Linked DNA regions of Homo sapiens: region 1 is linked to region 2. A link is a contact called in ENCODE Hi-C or POLR2A ChIA-PET data. All regions are on one chromosome and are shown on one strand. Each heading gives the region's core, a stretch centred on a gene start or an enhancer-like site at or near the end of the contact. The rest is flanking DNA. Distances are from core to core; before and after follow the strand shown.

Region 1 (5,395 bases), core at 31-2,530, 57 kb before region 2:
TTCTGTCTATTTTTTGCTTCCACGTCATCCTACTTTAATGGTGGTAAGGGAGACACACATGGCTAGATAATGGTGGTGAAGTTGCAGAGGCGGGGTTGGGGCATGGCGATGGTGGTGGTCAGAAGAGGCTGCTGGGAAGGAGGTCAAGCCAGAGTTGAGAGTCTTGCTCCACAGGAGCTGGCCAAAGGAGTGGGTGTCATTTTGGGGATGGAGACCAGGAAGGCAGCACAGCCGGGGCCAAGGCCTGGGGGCCTAAGAGAGCATAGAGACTTTCCGACAGGGCCATGGTAGGTGGACATCCTGGGGGGTGAATGGCGTTCTCTGCCCACGACCTGCCCTGCAAAGGCTGGGGAGGCGTCCTACTCACACTTGCGCAGCTCCAGGCTCTTGCTCGGGCAGGCCAGGTGTTGGCCCGGGGCGTTCTGGGTCCTCTGCAGACAGGCCAGCATGGCTGAGCTGGGGGTCCCCAGTGGGGTGCGCTCTGCGACTGGGTCCCTGCAGGAGGAAGATGGGGTGCTCTGTCACTTGGGGGCTGCTCCGTGTTCGCCTCCCACCATTCCCCCCGGGAGTCTCCCTGCAACCCCGAAGAACATCAGAGACTCTCAAAGCAGACACCCATTTCCCTTATTCGACCAATGAGGGGACCAAGGCCTGAGGCATCAAGAGGCCCATCTGTGGCCTCATGGGAAGGGACAGAATCCAGGGCTCTTGAGTGGGGGCTGGACTGATGGATCACACATGCCCCGGCCCTGCTCGGCATCTGGGTCATCTGCTCTGGGGCCTGCCCTGATGCCCCCAACTGGGTGAGATCCTCACTCCCTCCGTGCCCCGCAGCAGGCTGTGCTTCCGGCCGGTGGTGGCCCCCTGTAAGCAAGTCAGCCTGAAGACCCCACTTGGTCATCTTGGGCATCTACACAGAGGGGTGCTCGGGAAATGCCAGTGGGTACATGGGTGTCCCAGGTTACTGAAGTACTGGTCTGTCTCCCGCCCAGGGCATCCTCATAGCCCCCCTGGAGGGGAGATGTCAGGATGGCTTTCCTGAGAGAACAAGGGGCTCTTGAACCTTGATCCATGCTGCACCCTGAGCCCAGCCCCAATGGGCCATCAAGGCTGCCCTGACCCGAGATCCCTGTCGCTGCCTGAGCTCCTTACCCTGAATGGGAAGGGCAGAGATCTGTGCCCCGCAGGGCAGCAGCTCAGATGTGGCTGCACACAGGCCCGTGTGGTACCTTCCCCAACGGCCAGAGCCTGACATTCACACAGACACTTGCCTTCAGCTTCCCCAAACCCACTCTCCTGCAGAGAACGTTTCAGGAGGCCCAGGCACATTCCTGAGAGCCCAAAGCCCCTGACTGGCAGGGTCAGAGTGGGCCTGCCTGTGAGGCCCCAATGGGAGGGTGGCGGTGGGAGCTTACCTAGAGGTCCCTTCCTCCCTTCTTGCTAAGGAGAAGGCAGGTCTCAGGGTGAGCTCAACCCCGGACACCCCTGATGTCCATCTTCCCGGGCACCCTGTCCCCACCACTTCCTGACCTCCCACAGTCCTGAGCAGCCAAGCTGGATCACCTCAATCTTCATGTTGGTTTTAAAAAAGAAGAAGAAAGCAGAGGGGGTGTTGAAGGGGAAGAAAGGGAAGTTATTTAATACTAAACAGGTGTCTGGAGTCCTAAATTCTGCCGCTTTCTTCTAATAATGAAGTATTCATGAGGAAAAGCCTTTTTTCACTACTTTCTTAAGATACTAATTTCACAACAAGCTCCTTGTTACGGCGCAATTATTCCAATCTTGTATTTCCCGGAGACGGTTGCAGCCTCCCGTCTGTCCTGGCCTCTCGGTAAATGAAAGACAATCGCGTAACCACCTTTCATTATGCCCTATTTTACTTTCAGCAAAGGTACCCTGAAAGAAATGATTTCCTCTGAAAGGGACTTTTATTCAGTTTCAAAACCAATTTTCTCCTATTACTGTCTCAAGAAAAAAAAAAAAAGAGCGAGAGAGAGAGAGAGTGGAGGATGGAGGGGAGGGGAGGTGATTCTCACCGCCCCCTCCCCAATCGCCAGCCTTAACACAGAGACGCAATAAAAGCTGCAGTATCCACTTCCCGGCTTTGATTTCTGGTAATTTTAAAATAGGCCATTACAATCAGGCAGAAATTATACAGTTTAAAAAGGGAATGAAGTGGGGCTTATTGCAGGGATGAAAGTCCTTGACTGCAGGAAGGCAGTGCTGCTCCTCTCCTCGGGGACTTGGAATGTGAGCAGGTGGCGGGAGCAGGCCTGACTCGGGCCTGCCATCACCACAGCCTTGGACACCAGCCCTGGAGGACACGCCGTGCATGTGCACAGGGAGGGCTGGGTGTGCACACACACCCTGGTACACACTCACCTATGTACATATGTGTTTGCTGCATGGCATGTTCCTCTGCACTTACAGGCACCCTCTTACGCACAGTCGGATGGTCTATGGAGACTCACAATCATGTGCAATCTGGAAGGTAAGAGGCCTGTGGCAACCTCCCTCACCCTGCCCCAGCCTCTTTCTGTGGCCCCTGCTCCAGGGCAGAGTCCATCTCTAGCCGCTCTGACATAGGGGTTGGGGGAAAGGAGGGAGATCCGGAGAAAGCCAGTCCAAGACCTCTCCCTCCACAAATGGGAAACCCAAGCCACAGGGAGCAGTGGCCTGCCAGGCAGGGAGTGGCTGGGTGCACTTACCCCCTCACCACTGAGCTTGGCTGCACCCAGGCCAGTAAGGAGGGAGGTCAGAGGCTGGTGCCCTGTGGAAACCTGGGCTGGAAGGCTGGAACCTCCTTGCCTCCCAGCACACCCTGTGTGACCCCGGCTGGGTTAATGACCCTCTCTGGCCTGTAACAGTGGCTCCATGATCCCTGTGGGTACCTCCAGGTCACTTTCTTCCAGAGTCCTGGCCATGCCCGGCCCTATCTCCAGCCTTTTACTGGGGTCCAGAAGTCCAGCCCTTCTCTAGGTGCCCTAATGTCCCTTGGGCCATACATCCCACATGCTTTGCAGTTGAAAAAGGGTGGGCTGGGGGCTGCAATTGTTGGGGAAGGGGCAGGTCGCCTATTCTGGAGCCTCCTGGGACCCCATCAGCTCCCTTCCCAGCAGGGCTCTAGTTGTCAGCGTGCTCTTATGGTGGATGCCAGGCAGTTCTGGGAGCTGGGAGGGGTTTTCAGGGTGTGATGGTGTCCAAGTGTAGGCCTCAGCTTTGGCTCAGCTTTGCCAGGGCAGCTGCCTACATCCTCCCATTCCTTGCTTCTGGAGGGCTACAGGCAGCCTGAGAGATGCTCTTCACTTAAAGAGGAGGGACTTTTTTCTCTCTGCAACCCCAGTTCTCCCAACTCACTGCCCATTCTCCCAGGAACCCTGTGTCCTGCCACTGGGGGCACATGGCAGGGTGGTGGGGTGTCCTAGGAGGGAAGTGGGGAGGGGACCACCACCTCCAACTCCTGCATCATCCCCATCATCTGCAACCAAGACGGTCAAATCCCCCTCCTTGGCCTTAAAACCTCTCTGGCCCCGGCGTGGAGCCCAGCCCTCTTTGCCCACCACACCTCATCTCCCTCTTGGCTCCCCCTGGCCCTCCTTCCAGCCAGGCTGCCTCACACCTCCAGACCTCTGCCCCTGCTGGTTCTCCTGCCTACGGCACCGTGACCCTGATCCGTTCGAACTCAGATCTGTCTTCAGACCCTGGCTCACCCTTCCCTTCCTCTAGATATCCACCATCTCTGCTCTAATCACACCAAGGTGTAATTGCCAATTTTCACATCTCTCTCCCTCCGCTGGACTGTGTTTCTTAGGGGTAGGGACCGTGTCTTATTTGTCTGTCTCTCCCCAGTGCCTGGCAAGAGTAATCATTTACTAGATAGGTGTTGAATGAATGGCCGAATCAATGAATTGGTTATTGTCAGATAAAGTGATCTAGGCCCAGAGAAGCCAAGCGTCCCAAACAAGGTCACACAGCAAGGCAGGGACAGGACTGGGGCATGTGCCTAAAACACTCATGTTCTTTCTGTGACCCCATCTTGCCCCCTCCCTGCCTGGCATCATCCCATCTGCAGGAGGCCAGCCTCTCAGAGTCCCCGCCTGGACTCATTACCCCCCTGGCCAAGCACCATCCAGGGAGCACTGTTCATTTTGAAACCCTATCTGCAAATCAGACTGTTTATAAGCTCAAGGTCTTTTGTGACTTTAATAAAAAAAGGGGGGGCAGGGAGGGGAAAAACGTCGCATGCCTCAATGATTAGAATGCTTGGCACCTTCCCTGACATGGGGGCTGATAAGACGCCTTATCTCGGAGACACCCGAGGAAAAGGTCCCCTCCACCAGATAACGCCCCCAGCTGTCGATGTGTCCTTTCATAGCTGAGGATTTAGATAAAGGAAATGTGACAGGGGAGGGGAAAGGAAGGAAGGAACTTTTCAGGTCCGAGGAGGAATTGAGTCTGTGATGCTCGCCTTAGCAGAACAATGAATGGGAGGAGGCTGTCTCTGTTTTTATGAAAAGAACAGGGATTTGGGGGCTTGGGCCCTGCTTGCCTTTTGTCATCTCGCCCTCGCCTGTCTGGCTGCAGGGGGCGTCAGGGAGCCCACGGGCCAGTGGGAGGGGAAGCTCTGAAAGAGCAACATGCAATTTGGGCTCTTAACGGTGGTGAGCATGTATTGACTGCCCTCTGTACCAAGCCCATGCGCCTCCTCCTCGTGGCCTCTGTGGCTCCATTTCACAGCTTAGGAAATGGCCACAAAGAGGGAAGGCCATCTGTGCAAGGTCACATAGCTTTTAGATAGCAGAGCCCAAGGATGCCAATGCCAGTCAGTCCCTCAGCCCCACACTGTACAGCAGCTCCATCGTGGTTGGGGGCCCGTCAGCCCTCAGCTCCCAGTCAACTGGGCAGGGAGGGATGGAAGCAAGGGTCTGCTTCTCCCCAGGGCCCAAATCCATTTTGATTCTACTGTGGGAGGGGCTGGGATCACAGAAGGAAGGGGTGAGAGGAGGGGAAGGGCTCCCAGAGGCCACTTATTCATCCCATAAACATTCAAGGAGCGCAAATCAGGAGGCCAGCATTGGGCAGAACAACACTGAGATGAGTAAAGCCCAGGCCTTGCTTCTTACCCACCCATTCATTCATTTAGGCAGCAAACACTTCCCAAGCATCTTTTGAGGGCCAGCCCTGTGCCATGTACTGGGAGGACGGAAATGACTCAAAGTGTCCTGCCAGAAAGGAACATCTAGCCAGAACTGACCTCCCAATAAAAATGAATGTTCCTGACCTCTCTCTGCCTCCAGCATTTTCCTGATGTGGCAGGCATCTGGAACTTTCCCTCGTGTCCACAGGTCAGCAGTCTGCCCCTTGCCAGGCTGGGTTGACCCCAAGGCAGAATAGG
Region 2 (4,788 bases), core at 888-3,387:
CATAGGCCTGAGGTCTCTATGGTTCTCTACTAGGGGGCTCTGCCTCCCATGCCTGAGGGTCATGTGTTAGCGGGGGGTTGGGAGATGGGGGCCAGATGGGGTGGGAGGGGGCACTCTAGGAACAGCCGAGCAGAGTAAATGATGTCCCAATCCCTGCACCTCCTCCTTGGCCCTGGCTTATCTTGGAGAGTGTCAGGAACTGTCTTCTGCCTGCTGAGGCTGGGCTGGCTTCTCTGGGCAGGTAGGTCCCATGGGACTCCATCTTGAAAGTGTCATTGTAGAAGCTAGGCAGAGAGTCTCAGCTCATGCCAATGTGCACACCTTTTAAAAATGTGTTTCATGGCCGGGTGTGGTGGTTCATGTCTGTAATCCCAGCACTTTGGTAATCCCAGCACTTTGGAAGGTTAAAGCAGGAGGATCATCTGAGCTCAGTAGTTCGAGACCAGCTTGGGCAACATAGTGAGACCTCCATCTCTACAAAAAATTTTAAAAATTACCTGGGTGTGGTGGTGCATGCCTATAGTCCCATTTACTTAGAAGGATGAAGTGGGAGGATTGCTTGAGCCTGGGAGGTCAAAGCTGCAGTGAGCTATGATCACACCACAGCACTCCACAGCCTGGGCAACAGAGCGAGACCCTGTCTCAAAACAAAACAAACAAACAAACAAACAAACAAACCCAAAAAATGTGTTTCCACCAGAATTGCAGGGAGCCTTTCTGGGGGCTTTATTGAAATGATAAAAAATGGTGCTCACTCTGGGCTGACCCATTAGGAAAAAGCCCCATTCTGGGGACAATAATTTGTCCCCAGAAAAGAAAGGCAACTCTTTCTCTAGGCTGTTGAAGGCCCTTAGGACAAGCCTAGGCTAGTGGGCCTCGAGCCAAATTTCAGACGCATTTCACTCCCAATGCCACTCCCTCAACCAGATGTCCCTGGGCAGGGTACAACCTGAACAACGGTACCTTGCAGGCCTGTTCCCATCTTCAGGCCCCCACGGATTTCCTAGGCCCCCTGTGACACTATGGAAAGAGCACGGGCTCCGGAATCAACCAGCACTGGGCCCAAATCCCAGCACTGCCTCTAGCTCTGAGTGAGCCCTCCCACTCCCCTCTCTGGGCCTCAGTTTCCTCACCTTTAGAATGGGGATAATCATCCCAGGACTCAGGGCCAATTAAAGAAGATCACATGTGCAGACACTTGTAGCTCATTTTAAGTTCTCAATACACTATTTGGAGTTTGTTTTGAGACAGGGCCTCACTCTCACCCAGGCTGCAGTGCCGTGGTGCGGTCATAGCTCACTGCAGCCTCAAACTCCTGGGCTCAAGCAATCCTCCTGCCTCAGCCTCCTGAGAAGCTGGGACTACAGGCTCACACCACTGTGTCCAGCTAATTTTTTAATTTTGTGTAGAGACGAGGTCTTGCTTTGTTGTCCAGACTGGTCTTGAACTCTTGGCCCTAAGTGATCCTCCCACCTCAGCCTCCCAAAGCAGTGGGATTACGGGCGTGAACCACTGCGCCTGACCTCAATACACTTTTGGAGCTTTATTTCCTGGTACCAGCCCAGATCAAGGCTGCACCCTTCTAAGAACCAGGTCTGCCCATCCCCCTTGCTGTGGCAAAGGAGGAACCCAGCCAGGTTGGGGCCCGATGACGCTTGAGGCTGGCAGATGACCTGAGGACTGGGCCCGGAGTCTGGTGTTAGGGCGGCAAAGGACAGGAGGGTCAGAGCCACCCCTCAGGGCAGTGACAGCTGGCTTCTTGGGGTCCTGGGTCCCTTTGGGCACTTGATAGAAGCTATGGACTTTCTACCTAGAAAAATGCCTCTGTACACTTAATATTGCCTATTGTTTCATGGGTTCATGAGCACAGTAAAACCTAGCCATGGACCCCCAAGAAGCCCACTCTAGAAGCATCAGGCTCTGCTCTCCCACATGGGGTCCATCAGCACACTGGATTGTTCCAAGACAAGGAGAGAAAATGAAGGCAGAAAGGAGACTGGCAACTATAATACTAACCTGACTTCACATGCGTAAAGTTACCTCATCTAAGGCTCTCAGCAACCTCATGGAGCAGTGACTATTTCCGCATTCCAGATGAGGACATGGAGAACCAGAAAGGCTTGGAGACTTGTTCAAGGTCACACAGCTAACCAGCGACAGAGCCAGCACTTGAGCCTTGACGATCTGATCCAGGACTTGAGTCTTGACGATCTGATTTCAAAGCTCATTCTACTAGGTTTGGCTGAGGGCTTTTCCTGGTGGGCAGATGCCCTGGTTAGGCCTTTCCAGGGAGGAAGAAAGGAGTGAAAGACTTGGTTTCTCTGGTCCAATCCTGGATACTAGGAATGTTAACTGCCCTGTGTCCGTTGCCTCCCACACCCCCCTCTTGCTCCCAGGGCTGCTGGAGTCTTATCTGCTGCTGCTGCCGCCGCCCGAAGACACTCATCCTCCACCCTCCAGATGATCCAAGCTTGGTCCCTGGATCAAGTCAGATCAAATTATTCCTTCCCCAGGAGAACTGCTTACCCATTGTTTAAAAGCCACAAATTGTTTAAAAGCCACAAACTGATGGAGCCCTTGGTGGTTGCTGAGGGTTGACATGAGAAGGAACCACATGTAGAATGCAAAACAGCGATAAAGAAACTGAACCATGATGTTATTCAGGGTCATTCTATGTCACATGGAGGCTCCAATGGCCCAGGGGACATACCCCTCTCAGGATTCAGCATGGAGAAAAGTCTCTCTCTCTGGAAAACCTAGACTTTATTATACTTTCCTTAAACATTGATTTTGGAAGCCCGTGAGAACTAAGAAAACAAACCCATTTGCCTTTTTGCCACGGCTGCTAGGAAGCTCAGGACCAGGTTTAGACTTCAATTGCCATTATTGCCTTAACCTAGATTTTCTGATGTAATTTGTCTCTTTCTATACTGATAGGAAAAAACATTCTTTTTTTTTAATGTGGCTTTTAAACAATTTTAAGGGAATATGAGGACCTTGCAAGACTATGAAAAGCAGAGACAGGGCGGTCAGAGAATAGAGTCTTTTTTGTGCATATTCCCCATTCCCGCATCTAATAGTATAGGCCTTTTCCCTACCTCACTCCCTCTGATGTGAGAGCCTGGATACCTCTCTGCTCCCAACTCTCTTTATACTTAACTCTCTTGTATTTTATTTCTAATTTTAATGGCATAACTAGGCAGGGATTTTTAAAATGTCAACTACTTCAAATCATATTTTTGGAAGCAACACAGGTAGCTATATAAAACACTATAAACTGGGTGCGGTGGCTCATGCCTGTAATCCCAGAACTTTGGGAAGCCGAGGTGGGCAGATCACTTGAGGTCAGGAGTTTGAGACCAGCCTGGCCAACATGTTGAAACTAAATATACAAAATTACTCTACTAAAAATACAAAATTAGCCGGGCCTGGTAGTGCATGCCTGTAAATCCCAGCTACTCAGGAGGCTGAGGCACGAGAACTGCTTGAGCCTGGGAGGTGGAGGTTGCAGTGAGCTGAGATCGTGCAACTACACCCCAACCTGGGCAACAGAGAAAGACTCCGTCTCAAAAAAAAAAAAAAAGAGAGAAAGAAAGAAAGAAAGAAAGAAAGAAAGAAAGAAAGAAAGAAAGAAAGAAAAACAGAAAAAAAAGAAAAAACCTCTATAGATCTTTAAATGTATGCATACATACACACGTGCATGTGGTCTGAAGACCCCTTGGTGCTTTGTTTCCAGGGACTCTGTTCTATCTCAGCTGGGACCATTCTGCAGCCTGGTGCTGGATGAAAAGATATAGCAAGTCTTGTAATGTTGCCTCTCTCTTCTCCAGGTCACTGAAGATCTTTGTCATCTTCCCACTGACCTGGTGGGGCCCAGCAAAGGGATGAGAAGTGATGATAAGCCTAGAGACCTAGGGCCATTGTGGGGAATCCAGGGAGTAAAGAGACTTAGATCTCAGCGACAATTCCAGCTCCATCACTTTTTCCTGCTGGGGGACTTTGTCCAAGTTTCTTGACTTCTCTGGTCTTCAGTTTCTTCCTTTGAATAATGGGGAGAAATAATAATACCTACCACATAGACTGTTGTGAGGATGAAGGAGCATGCAAAGTGCCTGGCATGAGTTAGGGTATAATAAATGGTCACTATTTTCACTGCCTCTGTCAGCAGTGACCAATTATCTCGAGCCCTAACTCTGGAAACTTGTGGGTAACAGAAGTGGGGGATAGTCTTTCTACTAAAAAAGAAAAGTATCAAAACAAGAAGTCAGAGGCCAGGCACAGTGGCTCATGCCTGTAACCCCAGCACTTTGGGAGGCCGAGGCGGGCAGATCACCTGAGGTCAGGAGTTCGAGACCAGCCTGGCCAACATGGCAAAACCCCGTCTGTACTAAAAATATAAAAATGAGCCAGACCTGTAGTCTGGCTACACCTGTAGCCAGATGTACACCTGTAGTCCCAGCTACTCAGGAGGCTGAGGTAGGAGAATTGCTTGAACCTGGAAGATGGAGGTTGCAGTAAGCCGAGATCACACAACTACATTCCATTCTGAGTGACAGAGCAAGACTCCATCTCAAAACAACAACAACAACAAAAACCTGGAAGTCAACATCTACCAACCCATTCACCTTCCAATCTACCAATTCATCCATCCATCCTTCTGTCTGTCCATCCATCCATCCATTTATCTACCTGCCAACCCATCTATGTATCCACCCATCCACCTATCAACTCATTTATCCATCCATTCATTCACCACCAACCCAACTATTTATCCATTCATCCACCTAC

The links. A loop is a pair of places that touch in the nucleus more often than their neighbours do. ChIA-PET counts read pairs that join two places held with the same protein, here RNA polymerase II (POLR2A).
Region 1: a map of CD4-positive, alpha-beta T cell shows a loop between it and region 2 (2.5-fold over the local background). The contact joins two enhancer-like sites. A Hi-C loop is called at or near these places in 1 of 168 maps with a recorded cell type or tissue (CD4-positive, alpha-beta T cell). POLR2A ChIA-PET finds 5 or more read pairs at or near these places in 2 of 52 experiments (PC-3 and WTC11).

The regions. Positions count from the first base shown.
Region 1 is chr12:109,739,201-109,744,595 of GRCh38, reverse strand. It overlaps FAM222A (family with sequence similarity 222 member A), which reads right to left. Exons shown (of 3, transcript NM_032829.3): 2 at 368-495. The coding sequence starts at 449. The region is part of intron 1 of FAM222A-AS1 (FAM222A antisense RNA 1); the gene reads left to right. Among named protein-coding and RNA genes, the nearest start is that of FAM222A, 28 kb to the right of the region's middle. RefSeq lists enhancers at 4,235-4,734, 4,735-5,236. Within about 2 kb of position 1,280, at least 2 of the 41 ENCODE cell types and tissues checked have a DNase peak (open chromatin) inside an H3K27ac peak, as active enhancers do.
Region 2 is chr12:109,683,565-109,688,352 of GRCh38, reverse strand. No RefSeq gene overlaps it. Among named protein-coding and RNA genes, the nearest start is that of FAM222A, 28 kb to the left of the region's middle. Within about 2 kb of position 2,137, at least 2 of the 41 ENCODE cell types and tissues checked have a DNase peak (open chromatin) inside an H3K27ac peak, as active enhancers do.